Regions from separate parts of the Homo sapiens genome. Here all the other regions are linked to region 2. Evidence: chromatin contacts called from ENCODE Hi-C or POLR2A ChIA-PET data. All regions are on one chromosome and are shown on one strand. Each heading gives the region's core, a stretch centred on a gene start or an enhancer-like site at or near the end of the contact. The rest is flanking DNA. Distances are from core to core; before and after follow the strand shown.

Region 1 (4,447 bases), core at 1,238-3,737, 45 kb after region 2:
TTAGAAGAGACAGGATTTCACCATGTTGGCCAGACTGGTCTCGAACTCCCAACCTCAGGTGATCCGCCCGCCTCAGCCTCTCAAAGTGCTGGGATTACAGGCGTGAGCCACCACGCCCGGCCAGGACTAGTTCTTTAATTCAAAAAGACCCTTGTCAATATTCAGTATCAAAACAGTTGCACTATTGATTTCTCTTTCTCCTAATTGGCCCCAAGAGACCACATCAAAGGAGAGTACAGTTTAAGCCATTAAGCTGCAGGATGTACACCTAACAGACCTCGCAGAAACCTTACCAGAAAGTGGGGATTGGTTAGAGAAAGGAACTTTCAAAGATCAGCAAATTGCTAGTGTCCTCTAACCTACCACACAGGGCGAATCCCTTAGGCCCCTGCGGACTCCTGCCCATTCCACTGGACTCCACAAACGCTCCTCAGGATCTACTACTCCGCAGACCCCGCTACACACCCCACCTCCTCCAAGGCAGTCTGAAATGCCTGCAGAAGGCCCTAACCCCAATTCGGAGCCACTTCAGGCCACTCCAAGCCACCACCAGCAACCAGCCCCCGTCCCGCCTAAGCCCCAAGCTTGGCCCCTGTAAAACTCCTGCTCAATCAACAAGCCCCACCCAACTCTCAGGCCCGCCCATCTGGCCGCCCCCGGCCCTGCTCTAGCTCTGCCTAGAGTCCAACACGCACCGTCCAGTCCCCTCCCAGTCCCCTCCCGCGGGCCCCGCCCCCAGCCAGCCCGCGAGTCCCACAAGCCCCGCCCAGGCCCCGCCCCACGGACCCCGCCTCTCTGGCACCGAGTCCCCGCCCCAGAGCCCCGCCCGCCGCTCACCTTCGCTGTCCGCGGCCCCGAAGGCCTCCTGCTCCAGGCGCCGCGCCTCCTCGCGGCCGCGCAACTCGAAGCGCCGCGCCCAGCCGGGCCGCGCCCGCCACAGCTCCTGCACCAGCAGCGGGCGCTCGGAGTCGCCCAGCACGCGCAGGTGCTCCGCCCGCCACTCGCCGCTTCCCACGCCCGCCGCCGCGGGCCGGCCCAGAGCGTCGCACAAAGCGAAGGCGTCCACGCAGCTGCTCTCGCCGGGGCCACCGCCGGGGCTGCCTGCTAGGCCGTAGCGCTCTAGCGCCTCGGCCACGAGCTCGCGCGCCGTGGAGCGCGCCGTGGCCAGCACGCTCTTGTAGTTGGCGCCCGATGCCAGTCCGGCGCCGAAGATCTTGAGGACCCCCGGAGGCGCCGTGGCGCGGGTAGCCAGCGGGGGCTCGGGGGCCACGCCCGCCGCCAGCTCCGGCAGCTTCTTCTCGCTGGCCCAGCGCTGCGCGCCCCCCGGGGTCCCAGGGCCTCCTGCGCCGCTGGACCCCGTGGTCCCGGTCCCCGAGCCCCGGAAGAGCTGGGAGATGCGCTTGGCGCGGCTACCGGAGGCTCCCCCGGCCGCCTTGACAGCGCCCACTCGCCGCAGCTCCACGTGCGGCGGGGGCGGAGGTAGCGGCTCGCTGCTGCGGCTCCCCGTGTCCGACGAAGAAGACCTGGGAGTCCGCCGGGGAACAGAGTCGCGGGAGAGAGACCCAGGACGACACGCCAAGACGGGGGTGGGGGCATATTAGGAGGGAAGTGGGCAGAGACCCAGAGGGAGGACAGGGACCCAGGGTGGATGGACGGGGCGGGGGTGAGGGTGGGGACAGACGCGAGGCAAAGAGAGAGAGAAAAAATAAATAAATAAAGGCAAGTCCCACAGTAGGAAATTCCAAGAGGTGAGCAGGGAGGGGAGGAAGGAAGGTGAATCAATCCCCCTGCTCCTTCTGTCCCCGTCCCCGTGCCCATCCGGCCTCACTCCACCTCCTAGCCTAGCTCTTACTCCCACCGCGCCCTGGTATCACTGTGCCCCACCGTCTCCCCCTGCCCACCAGCTCGTTTGCCCAATTCAGGATGAGGACCGGAGCCAACACTTTGCAGGGACTGGGCAGTGAACAGGGACAGATGGGAAGCAGGTGTGCAGGGGCAGGAGTCCTGCAGAGATGGCACTCACTTGACAGAGGCTGCGCTGGGCCAGCGCCGCCCCAGCTTCGCCAGCTGCTTCCTGGGGGAATTGATCCACAGGCCCACGGGGAGATGAAGCTTCCCGAAGCGGGGGCTTCCGCCCTCCTTCCGTTCACCAGACAGCATGGCCCTAAGGGAAGGCGGGTAAGGCCCCAACTCCTAAGGCATTCTTGTGGGGATGGGGTGGAGGGAACCTGGACTCCGAGTCAGAGGGAGGAGGGGGCTGGGGCTCAGACTTGCGAGTCCAGGGGGAGGAGAGGGATGGTACCCTGGATTCCTGGGTCCTGGGATGGAAGATGGCTGGGGGACTGAGTCTTGGGGCCCAGGGAGGAGGGGTTTGGGCTGCTGGGTCCCTGGCTCTTACCCTGCTTCGGGTCCGGCACACCCGGAGGCCCTGGCTCCACTGGCCTGGGTCAGTTCCACTGCTCTTGCCTCTGCCACGGCTCCCAGCACTGGGTGGGGGACAGGAAAAGGCAAGAGGAAACCCGGCAGGAAGAGCGGGGAGGGGGCGTCCTGTGAGGAGACCAGGCCTGGGGGAGGAGATCTGGGTAGGGTTGGCCCTGCCCCATTCCTTGATTCTGGAATTACATCGCAGTCAGTTGGTCCCCTCCAGGACCCAAGGGTCCCGGTTTTCTGCCCTTCCTCCCTCAGGCCGGAGCCCATCCCCAGACCTCTCCTCTCGGGGAACCAAAGGCTAGAATCAGTCCCGTCCCGGGGAGTGAGTCAGATGCTTAGACAACAAGATAAATCTTTATTGTTGCCTCGAATCTGTGGCCTTTTCTTTTGGGACCTGGGTTTGCTCGGCCGCTCCACTGCCAAGGCCAAACAGTGAGGATTTGATGAAATCGATCACCTTCCTTCGACGAAATATCCTAGGGGTGGGAGTGGGGTGCAGATCATGGAACCGGTTTGGGTACTAATTGTGTGGGGGACACCCCTCCCAACCTCCCCCTTTGTGACCTTATTCTAGCAATTACCTAAGCCTCGCCCTTCGAAGTCCTCCTATTCAAGCCCCCCGCACTCCATCCCCAGGAAAGTCCTGCTCTCAGGCCTCAGTAGCCCCCAGACCAGCTTCTGTGTTGGGTTCCTGGAAGCCCCGCCCCTTACTCCAAGCCAAGCCTGTCTTCTTCAATGGGTTGCTTACGCAAAGGTAAGGCCGGTTATCAGTGCTAGGGAGCCGCAGATCAGCAGCCCCAGAAGGCGGCTTGCCAGCATTTTCTCGGGCTGCAGAGGCTGGAGGCTTATGGACGACTCCGTGGTCGCCTCCCCCGGGGTTACGATATTTGGAGAAGGTTTTTCCTCCTTGATCATTTTGGGCAACACTGTTAGAGAAAGCGTAAAGAGCAGTCCTGGCAGGGCGTGGAGTTCCTGCCCTGGCAAAGACAAGCCCGTCCCAGTAGCCGGCCATCCCAGAGATAATCACGCCTTCAACAGTGTCAAGCCTGAACACACCCAAGGGAACCCCTGTCCTCGGGGCCAGAGGCCACGCCCCCGGCAGGAAGCCACACCCCGTGCCCCGAAACCACACCCAACAGGAAGTCACGCCCCCATCGCCAAGGCCACGCCCCCGCCGCGGACCCCAGCTTTCCTGGGCCCTGAATCCTACACTTCTCTCAGCCCCACAGCACTGACCTGTGACGTGAAAATTGATGATCGTGGCTGGGCTGGAATTCACAGAGCCCAGCTCGCAGCGGTAGCTGCCTGCATCCTCTGGACCCACCATGGGCTTGGTCAGGGTGGCCTCTTTCCCCTTGGACACCAAGGTCTCCGTATTGTTCCCCCAAACCTAGACCCAAGCTCAAGGGGTCACTGAGGCCTGAGGAATTCAGGGGTTGGGGGAGTACAGGGGTGAGAAGATCACAGGGCCTCAGTGTGGGAGGTGAGTGTCCAGGGTGTCACTGGTCAGGGCACGGGGTCCCCAGAGGTCTGTAGAGACCACACCTAATAGACCACCCTCCTGGGTCATGAGAATCGTGGGTGCAGGCCCATAGATCCAGAACACAAGTATTGTAGTCTAGGGAGTTCAAGGGTTACAGAAGTTGAGGCCCTCACCCTGTAAAAGCTGTAATCAGTGAGGCCTTCCGAAGCCTGATGCCAGTTTAACTCACAGTCCAGGATCATGTCTTCCATTTGAGGAACTTCCACATTCCGCTCTGGGGGTGGGGGATGACCATGGGACACTCATGATTCTGTTTTTGTTTTTGTTTTTGAGATGGAGACTCGCTCTGTCGCCCAGGCTGGAATGCATTGGCGCGATCTCGGCTCACTGCAACCTCCGCTTCCTGGGTTCAAGCGATTCTCTTGCCTCAGCCTCCTGAGTATCTGGGACTACAGGCGCTTGCCACCACGCCTGGCTAATTTTTGTATTTTTAGTAGAGATGGGGTTTCACCATATTGGACAGGCTGGTCTGGA
Region 2 (4,446 bases), core at 1,912-4,411:
TTTTTAATTTTTCAGAGGCAGGGTCTTTCTCTGTCACTCAGGCTGGAGTGCAGCGTCAGGATCATAGCTGACGCTGGACCTCCTGGGCTCCTCTTGCCTCAGCCTCTCAAGTAGCTGGGACTACAGACATGTGCCACCATGTCTGGCTAATTTTCTTTATTTTTTGTAGAGAGACAAGGTCTTGCTATGTTGCCCAGGCTGGTCTTTAACTTCTGGCTTCAAGCTATGCTCCTGCCTCAGCCTCCTGAGTAGCTGAGATTACAGGTGCATGCCTCCATGCCTGGCCACCACGGCCAATTTCAAGCTACCAATATGAGATCATTGAACATGCAATTGGAAAGAAATGCACAGTATTACATTGTTCTATAGCAAGCCTATTACACAGACATAATAAATGTAAATAGGCCAGGCAAGATGGTTCATACCTGTAATCCCAGCACTTTGGGAGGCTGAGGCAGGAGGATCGCTTTGAGCTCAGGAGTTCGAGGCCAGCCTGGGTAACATAGTGAGACCCCATCTCTACAAAAAAACACAAAATTAACTGAGTGTGGTGACGGGCACCTGTAGTCCCAGCTACTCAGGAGGCCAAGGCAGGAGACTCATTTGAGCCCAGGAGGCGGAGGTTGCAGTGAGCACATACATTGATTGGCACACAGATTGGCAGATACTAACATACAGTGTGTTTTTTTCTCCAGAGAACTGGCTGGTAAGTGTTTACCATAGTAAGAAGACTTACTATAGAACAATGTATTACTGTGCGTTTCTTTCCAATTCCATGTTCAATGATCTCTTATTGGTAGCTTGAAATTGGCCGTGGTGGCCAAGCATGGGGGCGTGCACCAGTAAGGGAAAGCTGAAATGGAAAACAGAGGGTTTAGGGCAACAGTCCTGAATTCCGGAGTGCTGTCCCCCTGGGGGAGTTATGGGAATCTGTGGGGGTTGTTTTTAGTTGTCACAGTGGAGGTCCTAGGATGCTACCACAGCGTTTACGCGGCTGGGGTCAGCGACAATAAAAGTTACGCAATGAAGGTTTGTCCTGCATTCTCAGGACTTTGTTTTATTTTTGAGACAGAGTCTTGCTCTGTCACCCAGGCTGGAGTGCAGTGGTACCATCTCGGCTCACTGCAACCTCTGCCTCCCAGGTTCAAGGAATTCTCCTCCCCTAGCCTCCTGAGTAGCTGGGATTACAGGCGTGCACCACCATGCCCAGCTAATTTTGTATTTTTAGTAGAGATGGAGTTTCACTAAAAAAAAATGTTGGCTAGGCTGGTCTCAAACTCCTGACCTCAGGTGATCCTCCTGCCTCGGCCTCCCAAAGTGCTGGGATTGCAGGCATGAGCCACTGCGCCCAGGTCATTCCCATGACTTTGGAACATCTGTGGGACATTCATGGAGTTGGAAAGTCTAAGCCTCTGAGCCCCAAATCTGTTTTGCGTTTTTTTTTTTTTTTTTTTTTTGAGAGGGAGTCTTGCTCTGTCGCCCAGGCTGGAGTGCAGTGGTGTGACCTCGGCTCACTGCAAGCTCCGCCCCCGGGGTTCACGCCATTCTCCTGCCTCAGCCTCCCAAGTAGCTGGGACTACAGGCACCCACCACCACGCCCGGCTAATTTTTTTTTTATATATATTTTTAGTAGAGACGGGGTTTCACTGTATTAGCCAGGATGGTCTCAATCTCCTGACCTCGTGATCCGCCCGACTCAGCCTCCCAAAGTGCTGGGATTACAGGCGTGAGCCACCACACCTGGCCTGTTTTGCATATTTTATGACAGCTCACCTCCCCACTTCCCCGCCCCACCCTGTTTCTTTTTTCCTTGTCGCTGAATCACAGGGAAACAGGTCGTTTGTCCTGTGGACGGGCTCACATTCTGGACTGGGCTGATTGCTGCCTCATGGTGTCGTTTCACTGGGAACTTTGTCCTCCTGTTTTCTGCAAACTGGTGGTTAGAGTGGGAAGCTTGATCTGATTTTTTTGTTTGTTTGTTTGAAGGGAGCTCCGTAGCTGGTAGGTAGCCTCCTGCTGCTTAGCTGAAGCTGGGGAGTGGCTGCTGGTTTCTCTTTCCTCCTGTTAGGACTGCTGGGAGCTCTGGTGGTGCCTGCCTCTTCTCTCAGTAAAATTCCTCATCCATCTTTTTTTTTTTTGAGACAGAGTTTTGCTCTTGTTTCCCAGGCTGGAGTGCAATGGTGTAATCTCAGTTTACTGCAACCTCCGCCTCCCAAGTTCAAGCGATTCTCCTGCCTCAGCCTCCCAAGTAGCTGGGATTACAGGTGCATGCCACCACGCCCCACTGATTTTTGCATTTTTAGTAGAGACAGGGTTTCACCATGTTGGCCAGACTGGTCTCAAACTCCTGACCTCAGGTGATCCACCTGCCTCGGCCTCCCAAAGTGCTGGGATTACAGGCATGAGCCACTGTGCTGGGCCATGGCTAATTTCTGTATTCTTATAAGGACGGGGTTTCACCTTGTTGGCCAGGCTGGTCTCTGACTCCTGACCTCAGTTGATCCGCCTGCCTCGGCCTCCCAAAGTGCTAGAATTACAGGTGTGAGTCACCACACCGGGCCCATTTGTATTTAAAAATTTTTTTGAAATAGGCAGGGCGAGGTGGCTCACGTCTGTAATCCCAGCACTTTGGGAAGCTGAGGCAGGAGAATCCCTTGAACTTGTGAGGCGGCGGTTGCAGTGAGCTGAGATCACGCCATTGCACTCCAGCCTGGGCAACAAGAGCAAAACTCTCTCAAAAAGTAATACTACTAATAATTAATTAATAAATAAATATAAGACTCTGAGGGGACTCAGAGTCAGCGAGAGCCTGGCCTAGCAGGACTCTGTCCCCCGCCTCCATGCTGCCTTCCTGGAGGCCTTCCTGGCTGCCTGGAGGAGCGGAGCAGAGTGGGGGCCCCTTTCTGTTGGGGCATCACAACAGTTCCCCAAGGAAGACCCTCGGGGACCCGGATGGGGGATGCGACCTTGTCCTGCCTCTCTCCCCCACCCTTATGGCCAGGCTTGGGGTGCCTGGTGCAGGTGGAGGAGCTAAGGGTAGATAACAAGATGGACTTTGTGGCCGGCAATGGGGAGGGAGGAGGGGCTACGGGCTCACCTCCCTCCCGCAGCCCAGCCACACCTGCTCTGGAAAGCCCTGTAGCTCCTGGGCGGGGTTTGCCAGTCACCGATGCTGGAAGGGTTTCTTTGGCCCTGAGTGAAGAGAGACCCAGAGGGAACACTGAGGTGCCTGCCCAACCACTCTGTCCCGGTTTCCTTCAGCAGGACCAGGTGAGAGAAGGTGAGGGGGCTCCTCTCCCACCCTACAACACGCACACCTCTGCACACACGCCCAGGCGGAGAGCAGGGATTTGGGACGTGGACCTGTGTGCCCTCGTGGGTCCCTGGTGCCCTCTGGGAGGCACCCCCAACTCAGGACCTCCAGGAGAGGAGGGTCCCTCCCTCGGCAGCCAGGACCCCCCTCCCCAGCCAGCCGCCCTCCTTAGCTCCCTCCCCACTTCCTTCCAGGTGGATCTGTTTCTAGAGCTCCAACCACCAGCTCCCTCCCCTTCTCCACCCCGGGCCACCAGGTCCTTCCTTGTCTCCTTCCCCTCAGCAGTTTCTATGAACCACCCTGGCAGTAATGGTGCAGATGGCTCGCGCACAGCTGGTGGTGACCCGACTTTCCTGCCTCCACCCTGGGGCTCCTCAGAGGCTTCATGGAACCCAAACTGCTGGTCTCACCTCCGAGCCCTGCCGTCGCCCAGGGAGGGCGGCTCCGTCCCTCCTGCACTCCCTAATCCCGCTCTGAATCACCGCTTCTGTTCTGGGTCGGAGAATAAAGGTGGGGTTTCCAAGTGATGGCCCTACGTTATTGTCTGAAGCTCCCTTCTCCTCCCCAGGGTGGAAGTGATAATGCCGGGAATCCGGGAATCCCGGGGAGGTGCAGGAAGACAGCGAGCTCGAGGCAGTGGGGTGCGACTGAGCCGGATGTGCTGAGCTGCCCGGGGCACGGGGCGGTTGGGGTAGAGAAAGGCTTTCAGAGCTGGGGGACAGGACGGGGCCCCGGGTGAGCGGAGAGCTGGGTTATTTCACGGGAACAGCTGGTGACAAAGCCGGAGGGGTGTGCGGGGCCGGCGAGAGACTGGGATTGTGTCTTAAGAGGCATAGGGAGCCCTGAAGGGGCTGCGAGCTGGGAAGGGGCAGGGCCGGCGCTGGGTGTAGGGGACAGAGGGGAGAGGAGGAAGCCGGGCCGCAATAGAAAGACGTGGACGGGGCTGGACGTGGTGGCTGACGCCTGTAATCCCAGCACTTTGGGAGGCCGAGACAGGCGGATCACTTGAGGTCAGGAGTTCGAGACCAGTCTGGCCAACATGGAGAAACCCCGTCTCTACTAAAAATACAAAATTAGCCAGGCGTGGTGGTGCATGCCTGTAATCCCAGCTACTCGGGAGGCTGAGGCAGGAG
Region 3 (4,461 bases), core at 947-3,446, 50 kb before region 2:
GGAGGCTGGGGCAGGAGAATCGCTTGAACCTGGGAGGTGGAGGTTGCAGTGAGCTGAGATCACATCATTGCACTCCAGCCTGGGCAACAAGAGCAAAACTCCATCTCAAAATAATAATAATAATAATAACAATAATAATAATTGTACCCATTTTGTGGGGTGGTTATGAGATGAGAGGCTTATCAAGGTTTTAAATCTGCCTGGCACAGGAAATGTTCTGCTTTTCATTGCTTCTGCAGAGATGGGGAGACTAGGGGACCATGCTTGGGATGGGAAGAATGGGTGATCCATTTTACAGTGTAAGCAGCCTCCTCTCCACCCACTGGGTGTCCCCTCCTCCCCCAAGGCTGCTCTCCTACCTCAGCACCCCATTCCCCAGCCTCTATTCATGCCCATCCCCAGTGGGTTCAATAGCTCCTCCCTCCAAGCCCCTTACCTTCTCTCCTCCAGTGCTGAGCCTTAATGGGGGCAGAAAGGGGTCATAAAGAACCCTCTTCAGCTCCACATCCACGGGGCTCTGCCGCTTCCCCACAGCACACAGACTCCACGCTGCATTCACCAGGCCCCAGAAAGGAGGCCCTGGGGGTGGGGTCGGAGTAGGAGGACAAGGAGTCAGAAATAGAGACTGGATCCCAGGGCTGGTATCTGCTGAGTGGGCTGTGGTCTGGACTCCCAGATCCCAGGGGAGGAGGGGCTAGGGACCTAGACTCCTGGGTCTGAGGGAGGACTGGGCTCAGATCCAGAATTCTGGGTCCTAGAAGAATCTTGGAATAGTTTCCAAGTTTAGCAGAGACGGGTTTCACCAAGTTGGCCAGGCTGGTCTTGAACTCCTGACCACAGGTAATCCACCCACCTCGGCCTCCTAAAGTGCTGGGATTTCAAGCGTGAGCCACCGCGCCCAGCCGATCAAACCCATCTTAAGCCACTGTAGATGGAACTACAACTCCCAGCAGGCCCCAGTGCTACCAGCCTACCCCTCTGCTGCCTACCTGCCCCAGAGCCCCGTGGGAGTTGTAGTTCTTTTTTTTAATCGCTCTTATCCCACAGCTGGATTATTATTAATGTGTTGGGGAGAGGAGCTGCAAGAGAAGGCTGGACAAGGTGGGGGACGGGGCCACCCAGCCTCTGGTTCCTAGCAGGAGCCAGGACCTTCCTCTCCCGGCAAACACACACATAATCTCCACCCCCACACTTTCCTTCCACTCACTCCCACTCACTACTTGAAATGCGCATGTATAATGTCCCATGGTGAGCCCCTGGGGTTCAGAAGCTGGCCCGACTCCTGAGGGACAGAGGAGGGGGCTGGGACTCCTGGTCCTGGGGGGGAGGAGGGAGCTGGGAACCCAGGTTCCTGAGTCTGAAGAAGGAGGCGCCGGGAGGGCCGGACTCCTGGGTCCCCGCCTTGGCGGCACCTGGCACGAAGTTTCCCTGGAGATTATCCTTGTAGCTCCACCAGTCCTCGGGGTCAGGTGCTGGTCCGATGTGAGCTGGGAAGAGAGCAGCCTGAATCCCTCTCCTTGGCATCCCCACCTCCACCCTCCCTCGGGGGCTCCTCCCGGGAACCCCAGGTCTTACCTGCTGCCCCCAGTGCAGCCCAGAGTACCAGCGCTCGAGGGGCGCTCAGACGAGCTGCAGCCCCCATCCCCAGGAGGCCTCCGAGGGACCCCTGCCCAACGCCCTGCCCCCCTCTCTCAGCTCCTCTGTCCCCTCCTTCTGGGACCCTGTCCCTCCAGGACTTCCAGCTTTCCTCTCCTCCCCACAGGGAGTCCCAGTTCCCCAAATGCCAAAGCAGCCAGGGACTGAGATCCGCCCTTCAAACCCACTCTTCTTCTCTCTCCCGTCTCTCTGTGTCTTTCCTCTTTCCTCTGCTCTTTTCCCGGAACCCTCCAGTCTCCCTCTAGCTCCTGATCTTCCTACTCCTCTCAGCCTTCTGCTGCCCCCAGGGCTACCTCTTGGTTCCTAACCCACACCTCCTCTCCGTTCTCTTTTCATTAAGCTCTCCCAAGCCACCTAACTCCAGGTCTCCATCCCGCATCTCCTCCTCCTCCTCCCTCTCTCCTTTCCAGCTCCTGCCTCTTCTCCCCTCTCTCCTTCTTCACCTCCTCCCGCCCTCCCTCAGTGTCGGCCTCCAGCTTCGTGCTCTCCCCACCTCCTCCTCTCCTGCCTCTTCTCCCTGTTTCAGTCTCTCTTCTCTCTTGTCCCTTCCTCCCTCCTCCCCCTCCCTCTCTCCTCTCCCGTGGTGTTATTTAATTTTGTTGTTGGGCTGGGGGAGCAGGTGATCTCATAGCGGCAAACACTCCTCGGGTTGGCTTGGGGTGGGATGTGCGAAAGGGCAGGATTCGGAAGGAGGTAGGGGGCTGGTCCTCGGCTCCCAGCCGCGCTGGGGCCACGCGGGCGGGGGTGGCCGGGACACCTGGGGCCGGGAGCAGGCTGTTTCCATCCTCCGCAGCAAGGGGAAGGGGGGGCGCTTAAGGTGGAGCTGGGAGTGGCTTCGGAAGTCTCCATGCTGGGGGCCGCCGGCCTTGGCGGATGCAGGGTCCCCCTGCTCGCTGGGACCCAGGTTGGAGCCGCCCCAGCGCCCGCAGCCCCCCTTCCCCGCCCCAGGGCTCCACTGGGTCTCTGCCTGGGGCTGCCTTAACGGGGCCGGGGGATCCCCTAGGAGCCTGAAGTGCAGTGAGGGCTGCTCGCCTGGAGGGGGAGGCAGAGACCTGGCGAGGGAGAGAGGGGCGGGGAGGAGGAGCCGGGAGGGCAGAGGCGGAGAGCGGGAGGTGAGGACCCACATCTGCGTAGGCTGGGGAGGGGAAGGGAGCCTGAGATGGATACGGAGAGGAAGGGCGGAGGGACAGAAGGTTAGAGAGGCAAGAACAAACCGCCAGGCAGGAGTGAGGAGGAGGGGGAGGAGGTGAAGGAGGAGGGGGAGGAGGGAGAGGAGGGGGAGGGAGAGGAGGGGGAGGAGGGAGAGGAGGAGGGGGAGGGAGAGAGGAAGGAATGAATGAGAGAGATACAGATAGAGGCAGAAAAGGAGATACAGAGACGCAGCGAGACAGACATGGAGACATAGAGACACACACTTAGAGATAGACAGAAACTCAGAGACCAAGCAGCAGATGGGGTGGGGAGAGACAAAAAGAGAGAAAGAGCGATCCAAAGACAGAGAGAGACACCACATTTTTGTATTTGGGGAGAAGAGATGGGGTCATGCTATGTTGCTCAGGCTAGTCTCAAACTCCTGTCCTCAAGGGATCCTCCCACCTTGGCCTCCCAAAGCATTGAGATTACAGGCATGAACAACCATACCCAGCCTCAGAGAGACCACATATTACTGTTGTTGTTGTTATTTATTATTTTTCACCCCGTCTAATGGTAGTGAAACTGCTCATTGTCTTCTTTTATTTTCTTTTTTGAGACAAGCCTTGCAATGTCACCCAGGCTGGAGAGCAGTGGTGCGATCATGGCTTGATCCAGCCTCGACCTCCTGGGCTTAAACACTCCTTCCACCTCAGCCTCCCAAATAGTTGGGACTACAGGCACATGCCACCATGCCAGGCTAATTTTTAAAAATTATTTTTTGTAGAGATGTAGTCTTGCTATGATGCCCAGGCTGGTCCGGAACCCCTGGGCTCAAGGGATCCTCCTGCCTTGGCCTCCCAAAGTGCTGGGATTACAGGTGTGAGCCACCTTGTCCAGCCTGACACCAAACATTAACGAGACAGAGAGACATAGAAAGAGACACACATACATCAGTACAGGTGGAGAGAGACACAGAGAGGGAGAGACATAGAAACACACACACAGACTGAGCATGGTGGCTCACACCTGTAATCCCAGAACTCTGGGAGGTCAAGGTGGATGGATCACTTGAGGCCAGGAGACTGAGACCAGCCCGGCCAACATGGCCAAATGCCATCTCTACTAAATACATAAAAACTTAGCCAGGCATGGTGGCTCACGCCTGTAATCCCAGCACTTAGGGTGGTCGAGGTGGGTGGATCACCTGAGGTCAGGAGTTCAAGACCAGCCTGACCAAAATGGTGCAACCCCGTTTCTACTAAAAAATACAAAAACTAGCTGAGCGTGGTGGCACACACCTATAATCCCGGCTACTCAGGAGGCTGAGACAGGAGAATCGCTTGAACCGGGTAGGTGGAGGCTACAGTGAGCCGAGATCCCAACAGTGCACTCCAGCCTGGGCAACAGAGTGAGACTCCATCTCAAAAAAAAAAAAAAAAAGAAAGAAAGAAAGAAACACACACACAGAGCTAGAGACAGAGACCTGGGAACAGGCACACACACATCTATAAATAGAGACACTCGTGCAGAGAAAGAGACATCAACAGAGAGGAACAGATGGACAGAGATAGAGAGACCCAGATAGAGGGAGAGAGGACCAGAAGCAGACCAACTGACATGATGGGAGAGACTACAAAGGAATCAGAAAGACAGAGGTATTCAGAGATAGCA

Evidence for each region. A loop is a pair of places that touch in the nucleus more often than their neighbours do. ChIA-PET counts read pairs that join two places held with the same protein, here RNA polymerase II (POLR2A). Pooled maps may share reads with other maps.
Region 1: a loop to region 2 is called in a map of Caco-2, with 8 times the contacts of the local background. The contact joins the promoter of RASIP1 here to the promoter of FUT2 in region 2. A Hi-C loop is called at or near these places in 2 of 168 maps with a recorded cell type or tissue (Caco-2 and naive thymus-derived CD4-positive, alpha-beta T cell). POLR2A ChIA-PET finds 5 or more read pairs at or near these places in 16 of 52 experiments (A673, AG04450, B cell and 11 more).
Region 3: a pooled map shows a loop between it and region 2 (2.6-fold over the local background). The contact joins the promoter of CA11 here to the promoter of FUT2 in region 2. A Hi-C loop is called at or near these places in 5 of 168 maps with a recorded cell type or tissue (Caco-2, HepG2, endothelial cell of umbilical vein and 2 more) and 1 of 50 pooled maps. POLR2A ChIA-PET finds 5 or more read pairs at or near these places in 15 of 52 experiments (A549, AG04450, CD8-positive, alpha-beta memory T cell and 10 more).

The regions. Positions count from the first base shown.
Region 1 is chr19:48,738,123-48,742,569 of GRCh38, forward strand. RASIP1 (Ras interacting protein 1) reads right to left here and starts at 2,488. Exons shown (of 12, transcript NM_017805.3): 1 at 2,399-2,488; 2 at 2,024-2,164; 3 at 838-1,523. The coding sequence starts at 2,160. It overlaps IZUMO1 (izumo sperm-oocyte fusion 1), which reads right to left. Exons shown (of 10, transcript NM_182575.3): 7 at 4,087-4,187; 8 at 3,667-3,820; 9 at 3,179-3,356; 10 at 2,730-2,906. The coding sequence ends at 2,786. RefSeq lists a silencer at 704-1,223, an enhancer at 741-1,280 and a cis regulatory region at 2,341-3,766.
Region 2 is chr19:48,692,810-48,697,255 of GRCh38, forward strand. FUT2 (fucosyltransferase 2 (H blood group)) reads left to right here and starts at 3,162. Exons shown (of 2, transcript NM_000511.6): 1 at 3,162-3,280. RefSeq lists enhancers at 2,433-2,996, 3,561-4,124.
Region 3 is chr19:48,643,991-48,648,451 of GRCh38, forward strand. CA11 (carbonic anhydrase 11) reads right to left here and starts at 2,197. Exons shown (of 9, transcript NM_001217.5): 1 at 1,576-2,197; 2 at 1,413-1,487; 3 at 437-579. The coding sequence starts at 1,642. It also overlaps the pseudogene SEC1P. RefSeq lists enhancers at 125-826, 827-1,527, 1,528-2,228 and silencers at 2,186-2,375, 2,406-2,815.